2 separate regions of the Homo sapiens genome follow, and region 2 is linked to region 1. A link is a contact called in ENCODE Hi-C data. All regions are on one chromosome and are shown on one strand. Each heading gives the region's core, a stretch centred on a gene start or an enhancer-like site at or near the end of the contact. The rest is flanking DNA. Distances are from core to core; before and after follow the strand shown.

The links. A loop is a pair of places that touch in the nucleus more often than their neighbours do. Pooled maps may share reads with other maps.
Region 2: a loop to region 1 is called in a pooled map, with 11 times the contacts of the local background. The contact joins the promoter of CIRSR here to the promoter of DYNC1I2 in region 1. A Hi-C loop is called at or near these places in 6 of 50 pooled maps.

Annotation. Positions count from the first base shown.
Region 1 is chr2:171,684,288-171,690,943 of GRCh38, forward strand. It overlaps DYNC1I2 (dynein cytoplasmic 1 intermediate chain 2), which reads left to right and starts at 3,182. Exons shown (of 18, transcript NM_001378.3): 1 at 3,182-3,340; 2 at 5,860-5,976. The coding sequence starts at 5,869. RefSeq lists an enhancer at 3,183-3,352.
Region 2 is chr2:174,392,267-174,398,922 of GRCh38, forward strand. CIRSR (corepressor of RBPJ and splicing regulator) reads right to left here and starts at 3,446. Exons shown (of 10, transcript NM_004882.4): 1 at 3,285-3,446. The coding sequence starts at 3,356. SCRN3 (secernin 3) reads left to right here and starts at 3,464. Exons shown (of 8, transcript NM_024583.5): 1 at 3,464-3,551; 2 at 6,009-6,176. The coding sequence starts at 6,018. RefSeq lists enhancers at 3,345-3,394, 3,892-4,392.

The sequences.
Region 1 (6,656 bases), core at 1,932-4,431:
AAAGTAGGAAGACATAGTGGTTTGAACTATGTAATGTCCAGGGTACAGTCTTTCTAATCAGTGCTGCTAATGCATTTCTTCAAAAAAGTGTTAAAAATAAAACAACAAAAAAGTGGGGGGTTTTTTAGTTACGTATTTCATATCTTAAAACATTTTTTTAAATTTTATTTATTTATTTAAGCAATAGGATGTCACTCTGTCACCCAGGCTGGAGTGCAATGGTGTGATTATAGTTCACTGCAGCCTCAAATTCCTGGATTCAAGCAAACCTCCCGCCCTTAGCCTCCCAAGTCGCTGGGCCTACAGGTGAGTACCATCATATTTAGCTAATTTTAAAATTTTTTACAGAAATGGGGTTTTGCCATCTTGCCCAGGCTGGTCTCGAACTCCTGGGCTCAAGTGATCCTCCCACCTTGGCCTCCCAAAGTGCTGGGATTATAGGCATGAGCCACTGTACCCACTCAAAAGCTACATTATCCAGCCAGTATATTGAGTGGTTTTCAGTGGGAAGAGGTATCTAGTCTGCTTTATTGCTGTAGAAGTCTCACATAATGTTAACATTTCTCCAATCCATCTACTTTTCTTAATTCTCACTGATGATGCATCAGTTCATGCATTTATAATTGCTGGCTCTACCCAAATTCTTCCAGTTGCATTCCCTGCTTCCAGTCTCTACCTTACCTCTTTCTCCACCTCTCATCCCTCTAGGCAAGCTGTATCAACAAGGGTCTCAACAAGAAACAGAATTCACAAGATAGTTCACATGAAAATACTTTAATGAAAGGACAAGTTACAGAGGGGTGAGCGGGTATTAAGGGAACAAACGAGATGATGAGGCACTCAGAGACTAGCTACAGAGGAGGTGTTCAAGAGATAAAAGGAGAACATAAAATCACCAGACAGCCCGGGGAAAACTAGAGCCATGGTGAAAGAGCCATCTGGCAGGTACTGTAGTCATGAAGGAATGAAGCTATTGCTGGACATCTGACACTCAAAGAAGGAAGGAGCAAGGAAGAGATGCCCCAATTTCCCTTTCTACCCACCTTCTGATATCCTTGCCTTGGCCTTCTTTATGTCCAACCACAAAGCAGTCCTTAAAGAAACTGAGGTCAACCCTCAGAGGCATAGAGCTTAGCAAAGAAGGGCAGGAAATGAATCTGGGGGGCAAAGAAAATAACCAGCACATTAGTCTTTCTCCGGACTACTTTGAAAGGCCAGTCATCTAAAATGCAAACCTTCTCATACCTTGCACCCTCTTAAAATCTACCAGTGGATTCACATCATCTGTAGGACTAAATCTAAACTGGGATGTGCGACTTTGCCCCTGCTTATGGCTTCATTCCCCAGTTCCTGTCTTAGCCTACGGCCATTGTGAATTATTTCCAAATTCACCAGCATTCTATGCTCTCACACCTCTGTCCTTTGTCCATATTCTTTTCTCTTCCCAAGGCACCTTTCTGCATCTTCTCTGCTTGGCTAACTTCTTCTACTCAACCTTTGAGAATCAAAGACTTAGCTCTAGAATCACCTCCTTCCAAAAGTTTCCTGAAAAGTTTTTCCAGGTGTTTCTATGACTTCCTTATATAATTCCATCATTATACAGATGCTCCTTGAGTTATGTCCTGATAAACCCATTTTAAGTCAAAAATATATGTTGAAAATGCATTTTACTCTAATAAGCCCATTGTAATGAGAAAAAAATCATAAGTTAAACCATCAGTCAGGAACCATCCATTCTTAGTTGAGCGAGTGTCCTTTCTCCCTTGAGAAGAAGGATGTGCATTTTTGTGCATTTTTATGTTTTTTGTTTTTTTTGTTTCTTTTTCTTTTTTTTTTTTTTGAGGCAGGGTCTTGCTCTGTCTCCCAGGCTGGAATGCAATTGTGTAATCTCAGCTCACTATAACCTCCGCCTCCTGGGCGCAAGCCATCCTCCTGCCTCAGCCTCGTGACTAGCTAGGACTACAGGCGCATGCCACACACCCTGCTAATTTTTCTATTTTTTGTAGAGACGGGGTTTCACCATGTTGCCCAGGCTGGTCTCTAAGTCCTGAGCTCAGGTGATCTGCCTGCCTCGGCCTCCCAAAGTGCTGGGATTACAGGTGTGAGCCACTGCGCCTGGTCCATTTTAGCTGTTACCACAACACCCATCACCATTGCTGGCACATGGTAGGCAATCAATAATAATTTTTTTTCAAATTAATACATGAAAACTATTAGGAAAGAAGTAAAAAAATAACATAGCTATAAAGCTCTTTGAATGTTAGGTTATTGGGAAAAGCTGTGGAAAGCCAAGGATTTTCTTTCTCAAATTTATTTTTAGAATATTTTTTTCTACACAAAAGACCACAGATAAGGCAGAGAAAGATAAGAAAAAGACCACAAGCCCAAGGACTTGGAATTTGAATCATAAAGGTTCATTCTAGACTTGGGCAATATCTAGAACTTCTAGAACAATCAGTTTTCTAGAACATAGAAAAGATATTACCTTGGTGTTAGCTTTAACTCCTGCCAAATAATGCTTTAAATTATTTAAACTTTAAAAAGGTGTGTCAATGTATACATTGCAGGTAAATTCATGTTCCAGTAACTTTTGTTTTCTTTGTATGTTAAAAATCTAACTGTGGAAAACATTCTAGCTTGGTTTGAGAGTCCAATAATACAAAATGCTTTATTTCCTAAAATTGTTTGAGAGAAAACCAAAATGCTACCACACTGCAACAAAATACTAAAGAATTATTTGCTATGTCAGTTGACATATTTTTATTTAGATTTTGCCTAAGATGCCACATGAAGCCTATATAAGACATTCTTTCCCTAAAACTTACATATGTATGTACATATATATATATAATGTTTTACATCCTAAACAGTCTACTTCACGTCTTCACCAAATGTGCAGCAGCGTGATTCACAGGTTCACCACTGGAAAATAGACCTTAAAATTCCGCCAATATTGGGTCAAAGATCTTACACTATAACACATACTACACTGTGGGCACGGATCAACAGACGAGAATACTTTATACAGAAGCTTCTCGACGGAAGAAGGCCTTGGAGTGGGAAATCTAAAGGAGGGGACACACTACATGTCCCAGCACACCTTGCGACGCCCAGCGACCACAATTCCCAGAACGCACTGCTCGTCGCACGCAGGTTTTCCTTGTTGCCGGGGTTTGTAGTTCTTCTCGATCGTGTCAGTTTGTAAGGCGAGGGCGGAAGTTGGATTCCTGGCCTGAGAATATTAGGCGTAGTTTTCCAGTTTTTGGCAAAGCGGAAATACTTAAGGCCCCTGGGTTGACTGGGTTCTTTGTTTTATCTACCGGCTTCTGCTTTACGACAGGTAAGTCACGGAGGGGCTACAATTCCTCGCAGCAGGGCCCCACCTTTTATTTCTGGGAGCGACCTCGTTCTGGTGAGGCTATTTGTCCCTAAGCTCTCGCCGTAGCAGCCGCCGCCCATCCCTCTTTGTGTGCTTTGGAAAGCCGCGGAGCTGGTGGTGGCTACAGTTGGTGTTGGGGGCTTAGGCGAGGGACGTTACCGGGAAGTTGCAGGCGGGAGGACTCTTCCCCATCCAGTCACCTGACAGGTGGGTTGACTGTTCTTCCCTCAAGGCCTCCCTGCCTGTGTTCCACGTCGCAACTCGAAGGGCGGCTTGGCAGTTCCTGCTGACATCCCCGCCCGGCCCAGCTTTGGGGAGGAAAGGCGGGGAGACCTGGGTGCGGTGACTCATTGCGGCCCGGCGAGAGGAGTCCACTCCTTTCCCTTCTCGACCCTCCAGAGGCGGCCTGGGGAGCCTTGAGGCTTGTCCGGCGCCCACTGGCTTCTTCCGGACGCCCTGCCGTGGACCGCGCCCTCTTGGCCGTGACCCCAGGGGAGAAAGTGATTCGTTTTCGCCTTGCCCCATTTTACAAATTAAGGCCATCTCTACTTGCCTTGATAGTGTCTCCCCTCACCTTATGTGTGATGGAAAGCCCCCGAACACGGAGGTTCTAGCACAAAACTCTAGAGACTCTCTTCTCTTGAGTTTTAAGAACGTGAACATGTCGGTCATGGAGGAAGGCTCTGGCTTCTGTGAGGATGAGAGGATTGGTCAGCTGTAGTTCAGCTGGTCAAGACTTTGTTGTTGGGCTTTAAAAATGCGCTTATTTTAATATCAATTAGTGTTGGTATATCTGTTTTACAGTTGACGTTGAACAAAATATAATGTGCCTAGCGTAGCATACAGTTACGTATGGAAGTTCTCTTCACCAGCCGTTTGTATGGAGCTGTTTAGAGGTGTAGAAAGAGTGGAATAAGAAACACGGTCTCTTGCTTTTAGTTTGTTCAAACAAATCTTGGAAGATATTGTGTATATATTTCAGGTCTGCTATGTCAACTTTTCATCCTTTTCGTATGCTTGAAAATTATCAATTCGCTTGCCAGTCTTAATGGAGTTTAGTAGCTGAAATTTCCTTTATCCACTTCTTAGTAGGTGAATTTCTCCTCTTGACTGACTTACCTTTGTTCAGATTTAACAATTGTGCTTTTTAAGAGATTTCCCCTAACCTCTGGAAATACAGTTTTCCAGAGGTTATTCTCCTAGTTTTCTTGATCTAAAGCATTTAATACTTCACTTGTACAGAGACATTGAAAGAGATTGATCATTAGGCAATAAGTCAATCATGTGGAGAAGGTAAGGAGTTCCTGGCTCCTGCCTTATGCTCAGCTGCTAGGCTACTTAAAAAAAAAAAATCCTAATTCATTATTTCTTCCTAAAACTCAAGCTGAAGTAGTGTTTATGCAATTGGTTTTTGAAGCTCAGATTGTAATTGTGTCTACCGTATCCATTATTCATTAGCCAGTGTCAATTGTAATGTTAAGGTCATTCTGCTGGATGTTGTGAAGGCAACAAAAATAACTAAAAAACAGTCCCTGATTTCAAGTACATTACAATCTAATAGGGAACATTTCAGGTATGTCCACAAATAATTGTACTAAAAGTGCCATCAGAGGTATACGTAAGGTGTTATTGTGGAGAAATACAGTCATATGATTTGATAGCTAATGATGGTAACTCCTGCGTTTTGCTTTAGTATTACTACAGCACTTTTAGAACTTACAGGAAAGTTCAGTTTGACCTATTGTTTTTTATCAAGTTTCTATGAATGCAATAGAATTGGTAATAGTTTTGATCTGTGTCATATAGCTTAAGAGCTTCTAAATGCCAAACCATGTCCTCTGTTTTAAGAGCCAGTTTTGACCTTTATCTTGGGTACCTAATATATTGTCATCAAAAACTTTGAGACATTGTGTTCAGTTTGTGTATGCGAACATTAAAGTGCTTACTATGGGCTAGCTACTATGCTCAGCTCTAGGTAATATTTATTATATATATTTGTTTATACATTTTTTAAGTCTTAGTAATAATATATATGCTTCCTTTATTTTATCTTTTAAAAGTTTATTTTTTAGAGACGCTCTGTTGCCCAAGCTGGAGTGCAGTGGCATGATCACGGCTCACTGCAGCCTTGACTTCCTGGGCTCCAGCAATCCTTCCAAGTAGTTGGGACTACAGGCACATGCCACCATGCCGCCTAATTTTTTATTTTTCTTGCCTTTTTTTTTTTTTTTTTTTTTTTTGTAGAGATGGGGTCTTGCTTTGTTGCCCAGGCTGGTCTCAAACTCATGGCCTGAAGCAGTTCTCCCACTTTAGCCTCCCAAAGTAAGCTACTGCCCAGCCCCATTATTTTAAAAGTAAGGTTTTTGTGCTTTTTTGAGATAGCATTGAACTATATGGCCTTTCGGGACAGTTCTCTTCTTGGAACACTAGTTTTTTCAACTGTGCTGCTTTTACTAACATAATGATTATATGTTTCTAAGGTCACAAACATGTCAGACAAAAGTGAATTAAAGGCTGAGTTGGAACGTAAGAAGCAGCGACTGGCCCAAATCAGAGAGGAAAAGAAGAGAAAAGAAGAAGAAAGGAAAAAAAAAGAAGTATGTTTGATTTTTTTGCTTAAATAAACAACATAAAGTAATTGGGTTTTATTTCACATATTTATATATTTACATATAGGTTGGTGCAAAAGTAATCGTGGTTAAAAGTAATGGCAAAAATTATGATTGCTTTTGCACAAACCTAATAATTTCAGGATAGTTAAAAATCTAGCAGTTCTGACTGCAGACATAACACTGTAAGTGAATCTTACTTTAAAGAAGCAAGATATGTGAAAATGACAAAACTGATAAAATATGATTTTTAAAAACAATTTCGTATAGATTGATGCATTTCTAAAATTTGATTTATTAAAGTTCAATTTACAATTTAGTCTCCTAGGAATATATTTATTATAAAGTAAGGCGCATCTGTATTTTTTTTTGTTTTGGGTTTTTTTTTTTTTTTTTGAGACTGGGTCTCACTGTGTCACTCGGACTGGAGTGCAGTGGTTTGAGCACAACTCACTGCAGCCTCAACCTCCCCTGACTCAGGTGATCCTTCCACTTCAGCCTCTGGAGTAGCTGGGCCTACAGGCACATGTCACTATGCTAGGCTAATTTTTGTATTTTTTTGTAGAGACGAGGTTTTGCCATGTTACCCAGGCTGGTCTCGAACTCCTGAACTCAAACAGTCCTCCTGCCTAGGCTTCCCGAAGTGTTGGGATTACAGGCACGAGCCA
Region 2 (6,656 bases), core at 2,196-4,695, 2.7 Mb after region 1:
GATTACAGGTGTGAGCCACCATGCCCAGCGGGGGTTTCTTTTTGGGGTGATGACAAAGTTCTAAAATTGTTTGTGGTAATGATTACTTAACTCCATGAATACATTTTAAAAACCACTAAATTGTACATTTTACATGGGTGTTTGTATGATATGTAAATTTATCTCAGCAGAGCTGTTAAAATGAAAAATGACTATTCTGATGGCTGTGTAGTGAATGGATTTGAGAGGACTCAAGATTGGAGGCAGTAGAACCACTTAGGAAATGCAACAATATAGGTGAAAGATGATGAGGGTCTGAATTAAGACACAAGCAGCAGTGACAGAAAGGAAAGATGGATTCAAGAGATATTTGGAAGGTAAGACCAATAGCATTCAGTGATTGACTAGATAAAGGAGTGATGGGAAAAGGGATGAATCCTGAGCTTCTGGTTTGGGCAACAGGATGAGGGACTGTTTTACTATCTATATTTCTACCCATATGAGATAGCAAGTATAAAAAGGGCTGATTTGGGGTAAAAAACTTTTATATCAGATATGTTGAGTTTGAGGTGCCTATAGGACATCAAGATGCAAATGTCTAGTAGATAGCTGTCTTGAGCCACATCAAAGTTAAGAAGAGAAAACTGGGACTGCAGATTTGAGTCATGAGTAAACAGGCTAGTTAAAACAGGCTAGTTGGATGTGATTGCTTGGGGCAAGCATACTAAGTAAGCAAGAAGTGGGCCAAGGATGAAACTCTGGGGAACACTTATATTTTAGGAGCAGGCTAAGAATAAAGATCCAGTGAAGTTGATGGGAAAAGAACAGTCTAATAAGAGAGCTGGAAAACTAGAAGAGAGTAGTTATTACAGCTAAGGGAACAGAGAGTTTCACAAAAAAGGGAGTTTACAGTGATGCAATTGTCAATAGCCAGTTTATGAACTGTTTGCCAGTCCACAAGAAGACTAAAGAGCTTGGACCACAATGTAAATTAACTGCTTCCTTCATTAACAAAATCAAGAAAAAAAAAGAACAGCTGAACAAAACAGTGTATCCTGTGACATAAATGATTGAGGCAGCGCATAACAATACACAACAGAGTGACCAGCAGATATACAGCATTCACTCTTATTTTTGGTGAACAAATGAGACCTTAAAACCTACTGGACTTTTTATAAGCTTGGGAAACTGAAAACAAACAAGGAAAAAAAGAACCTACTGGACTTTAATAAACCCAACATGCCTAATTTTACAATTAGAATTTTCTTTCTTTCTTTTTAAATATAGATGGGGTCTCACTTTGTTGCCTATGCTGGTCTTGAATTCCTGGCCTCTCAAAGTGCTGGAATTATAGGTATGAGCCACCATACCTGGCCCTTAAAATTTTCATGGTGGAACTCTTTTGCACTCTTTGATCAAACTCCTTTGTTTCTTCCACTTCTATTAAAAAAAAAAAAAAACTTTACTGGAGTATGACATATAAAAAGCTGTACATATTTAATGTATACAACCTGAGTTTGGTGACAAGTATATCCCTGTGAAACCATCATCACAATCTACACTATAAACATATCCATCACCTCCAAAAGTTTCCTCCTACCCTAATAAATTTTTCTATTTATCTTCATTTAATATAGTTCCTTTATCCTTAGTTAATAAAGAATGCTAGAGGTCACCCCCTCTCCCCATAAAGTGTTAACTATCTAGAAAGGTCTGCTAATCAAAAACATTTCATTCTTCTCCTCTATCCTGGGAAAAGTATAAAACAGATCAAAGAGGCCAACAATATTTGGTACATTTTACATAACACTTTACACAGATGAGAAGAATGTAGGTTCTAAGCCTATAACTGCTTTACTGAATTTCTCATAGCGGACTTGCAAAAGTTATTCTCTGTGGATTTCTTTTTTCTTGTAAGAAAGCTGATACATTGAAATTTATAAAGCGAAATGTCAAAAGTTCCAGTAAAAAATTATGATTTCTCAGGTATATTTGTCTCTAAATATAAACAGCAAATAAGCAAGCACCTGAATTCCATCTAATCTCTTCATTCTTGTAAAAATAGTAACAGCTGACCCCCTAAGTATGCAGAGAAAGGAAATGTCTGTGTTTGGTGTCAAAAGTTATTGAGCCAACCAAATACAAGAAACCTCTCCCTCCCACAGTTGCAACCACACAAACACAAACTGGTGCAGTGGAAAAAAAATCACTGGGTTAATCAGGTGTTCCAGATCCTAGTTCTGGTACAACATTTAACTAGCTGTGTAACTCTTGGCAAATTTGTTTCCTCATTTATAAAATGAGGAGATGGGGCTGGATGATTACCAAAGAGCTTTCAAGGTGTATCTGTGTTATTAAAATTTCATGGGGGAGTTATTAAGAAAAAATGTTTAATAAGACTCCTTAGGAAGGTAACAGTGAAAAAAAAGTTGAGAATCACTGGTCTAGAAGTGAGAGTATATAGCAGTATCTCATCACCTCAACTCGTTCTAAAAACAAATAAAAGCTTAGTTATTTTCACAAGTTTCTATGTAGGGGCAATCAACATTTTATTGAGCACCTCCTCTCTGTAGTGGACACAGTGATAGATGCCTACGTTGTTTCAAATCCTTTATCTTCACTATTTCACTTAATCCTCACAATTAAGTCAATCATCCTTAATTTACAGATTAGAAGACTGAGGGTCAGATATTACAAATATTTTGTGCAAGGTCTTAAGGCTAAAAGTGACTGCTCGAATAACTAGAATCCAGGTTTGACTCCAAAGCTGATTCTTTCTACTTCACTCTTTTGCTTTTCATTACTATGATATTCACCAAAGTATTACAACTGGTAGACCTGTAATTATGTAAAACACTAAACTTCAACGAGTTTAGTCATCAAAAAGACACTAGATTATTAGGTAATTTTTTTAAAGATCTATCTTAAGTAAACGGGGAGGCTTCTTTGTACAGAAAAGTAGAGTTCAGAAGCCGTGATCCCTGGGATCCGAAAAGACAAAAAACCAGAATCAGCTGAAGGAAGTACTGAGGAATTTTGACATTAGTCTTCGCATATTATGGATTTGCATTCTGGCCGACAAAGATTCTCTAGGCCACCGGTCTCCTCGCTGTTGCAGAATAAACGCTGAGGACCCGCTGCGTCAGCGAGCTGCTCAGCAGAGAAAGGCGAGACCACCAGGGCTTTAGGCCTAGAGAAGCGGAGGCTGTCCTAGGGATCTCAGAGACACCATCACTTTCACTTCCAGCAGCCTCTGGGAAGGCGGTCCCTGTGGGCCTAATCCCTCCCCGGGTCTGTTTACTCACTTTTTTGATATTGGATTTGGAGGCAGGATGAAAGTCTTTCTTGCACATGAAGTTGGCGAAGGATTTCCCCATCTTGGAACTGGAACTAGGGAAAGCAGGGGCTAGATCTGTTAGCAACGTAAACAAACTCAGCCGCCTAACCGGAACTGCGTTTCCAGCAGCAAGGGGGAACTTCCGAGATCAAAGGTGACAGCTTCCGGCAACTGATGCCTCCACTGGCCACTCCTCCCTCCGTCCACCTGTCACTTCGGGTAGCTGGGAGGCCAGGTGAGGGGCGCGCACGGGGGAGGGGCGTGCATAGTTGAGACAGAAACCCGGAAGACCCAACTGTGGCGCGGCACTGCTTGACCGAGGGGCTCCGGAGCCCAGCTGCACCGGCTGCGGTTTGAGCGCCCAGGGCCGGGGTGCGGGGTGGACCGCGGCGGCCCTTCGACCAAAGGTGCTTGAAGCTCGAGCCCATTACTTTCTGTGGACTCTGACTCGAGCTGCAAAAGCTTTTCTGCACTGTTTTTCTCATCTATGTTATGAAGATAATAATTCCGGCCCTAACCGTAGTATGCTTGCGAGAATCCAACAATATGATGTTTCTGAAAGCGCCGGCTGAACTAAGAGCGCGTGAAATAGAATGACAGACAGCTCTGCAAGAACGGAGGCCCTGTCTATTTTGTACCCAGCTGTACGGTACTGGCGCCGAAAGACGTTCAATAAATACTTATTGAATGACGAATACGCGTTAGGAGTTGGTAAAATCTCTCAAGGCTTCACCTCCTCAGTGGGCTAGGTGCAATTCTAACCAGGGGGCAAGTTTCCTTAGCTTTCCCTACGACCCCAGTTAGGCAGCTCAGGTTACTATTGCAGCTTGATGGCCCTTGGGACTCCAGGTTTTTGAGTGGACGTGGCTGCTACTGCAGCAGGTGATCCACCAACCAAGTTCTCTATCAGGGTAATGTTAAGAATAAACCTTGGCCGGGCGCGGTAGCTCACGCCTGTAATCCCAGCACTTTGGGAGGCCAAGGTGGGTGGATCACCTGAGGTCAGGAGTTCAAGACCAGCCTGGCCAACATGGTGAAACCCCGTCTCTACTAAAAACACGAAAAATTAGCCGGGTGTGGTGGCACGCGCCTGTAATCCCAGCTACTCGGGAGGTTGAGGCAGGAGAATCACTTGAACGCGGGAGGCGGAGGTTGCAGTGAGCCAAGACTGCTCCATTGCACTCCAGCCCGGGCAACAAGAGTTAAACTCCATCAAAAAAAAAAAACAAAAAACGAATAAGCCTTTATGAGAAATTTTCTCTCCTACCAAATAATAACAATAACAGCTTTCATGTGAGTATCTACTATGTTCTATGCACTGTGCAAAACACTTTACGTGTTGCCTTATTAAGTTCTCATAACAGCCCATCAAATAGTGTCTTATTTTTCTGATGAGGCAGAAGGCATAGGTAAGAGAGAGATTAAATAGTCTGCCAAAGTTATATAGTGATAGAACTAACTATAAAACACAAATAGAAGGAGATCCAGGACATAAGAGTTGAAATACAGAAAGAAAATAACAGAAGCCATCAAGACATCAGACTTCTCGTCACTGAGGAGAAGAGGAAAACCCTTAAGAGTTTCAGTCTGAAGTTTTTATTTAGTCATTTTCTTTTCTTTTTAAGGAAACATTTATTATATTTAAATTTTGTTTTTAAGTTGCTAGCATCTGCCTGTGTAAAGCCATTTTAAGGTTTTGCCATTATTAAAGGAAAGAAGGAAACTCTGTAAAACAATGTGTCTGTTCTGGCAGCAAAATAAGGACCTTTAGGTGTTCTATTATAAGTGAAGATCTAAGATTTTCCAAGTTACAACTGAAGAGGTAATCTAGATATTAAAGTATATAATTGCGATTTATAAATTAAATATGTGAACTTTCTCCTAGAAATATCAGCAATTTGGAATTATATTGACATATTTTTGTCTGAATCAATGAGTCTGTTTCAAAATTTCAGTCTCATCAGAATTATAATGTGTATTATTTCCCAGCTCAAATAAGACCCCTTCTTCCTTCCTTTGAGGAAGTACTGGGCACGTAAGATTTTTTTCCATAAGACAAGTTCCAGCAAAGAGAATATAAAGATTAGTAAGACATACTCCCAGCCCTCAAGGATCTCATTGTCCAGTAAAGGGATTTATATATACACGAATGTAATGGAATCTAGCCTTTACAACAATAGAGCTAGGTACACGGATTCCCAAATATGGAAATGGTGAAACGAAATTCAGGGAAGACTTTAGGAGAGAAAGGTCTTAGAGAATAAATGTGAACTATACAGTAGAAGAAGGTAGTTCTCATTGCCATTTTCTTACTGAGTTGTAGTACCAGATTGAGTCCCAAGTCATATTCTTACTGATTTTTAGGCTGTAGTATACAAAATTTAAAACTTTAATGAACAGCCAAGCACGGTCACTCATGCCTGTAATCCCAGGGCTTTGGGAGGCAGAAGGGGGAGGATCTCCTGAGCCCAGGAGTTCCAGGCTGCAGTAAGCCCTGATCATACAACTGCACTCCAGCCTGGGTGAAAGAGCTAGACCTTGTCTCCAAAAAATAAAAATAAAAAAATCAAAGCTTTAATGAACATCCTTAATTAGATATGGCAATAATATCCTTTGGTCATTGAGTAAAACTCTTTATTTTTATATACTTAAAAGTGTTCTTTTTATTTTAAAACATCTGTATAATTTTTAGTTAAAAAAAATGGAACCTTTTTCCTGTGACACTTTCGTGGCATTACCTCCAGCAACAGTCGATAACAGGATTATTTTTGGAAAAAATTCAGATAGACTCTATGATGAAGTACAAGAGGTGGTTTATTTTCCTGCTGTAGTTCATGATAACCTGGGAGAACGTCTTAAGGTAGGTGAAATAAATGTTTTGTTAGCAATATGCCTTTTAAAAATATCATAAAGTTATTTCTATACATAGCAATTTGGAAGAAACTGTAGAAGTTAAAATTGAGGAGTTTACATTTGAAAAATAAATGAGTCAGAAATAAACTGTGATCTTTTATTTCAGTGATTCGGAGGACGTTGAAATAACAATAATAAAATTATCCATTGTTTGAATAAATATTTGAATGCTTTCCATATGCAAGCATGTTAGATAGGGCAAGAGATTTAAAGTCAGCTGTCAAGACTCTGTTCCAGGAGCTTAGAGTCTAGTATAGCAATAAGATGTGTATGCATTATACCCCATTATAAAATAGGATGGTTTAAATGCTAAATTTAAGTAACAGTAGCATGCTGTGGCAGCGGAAGAGAATGAACATTTAATTCAGCTTGGAGTTAGCTGGAATTTGATGGACAAAAAGGATTCTGATTCTGAATTGGCTTAGGT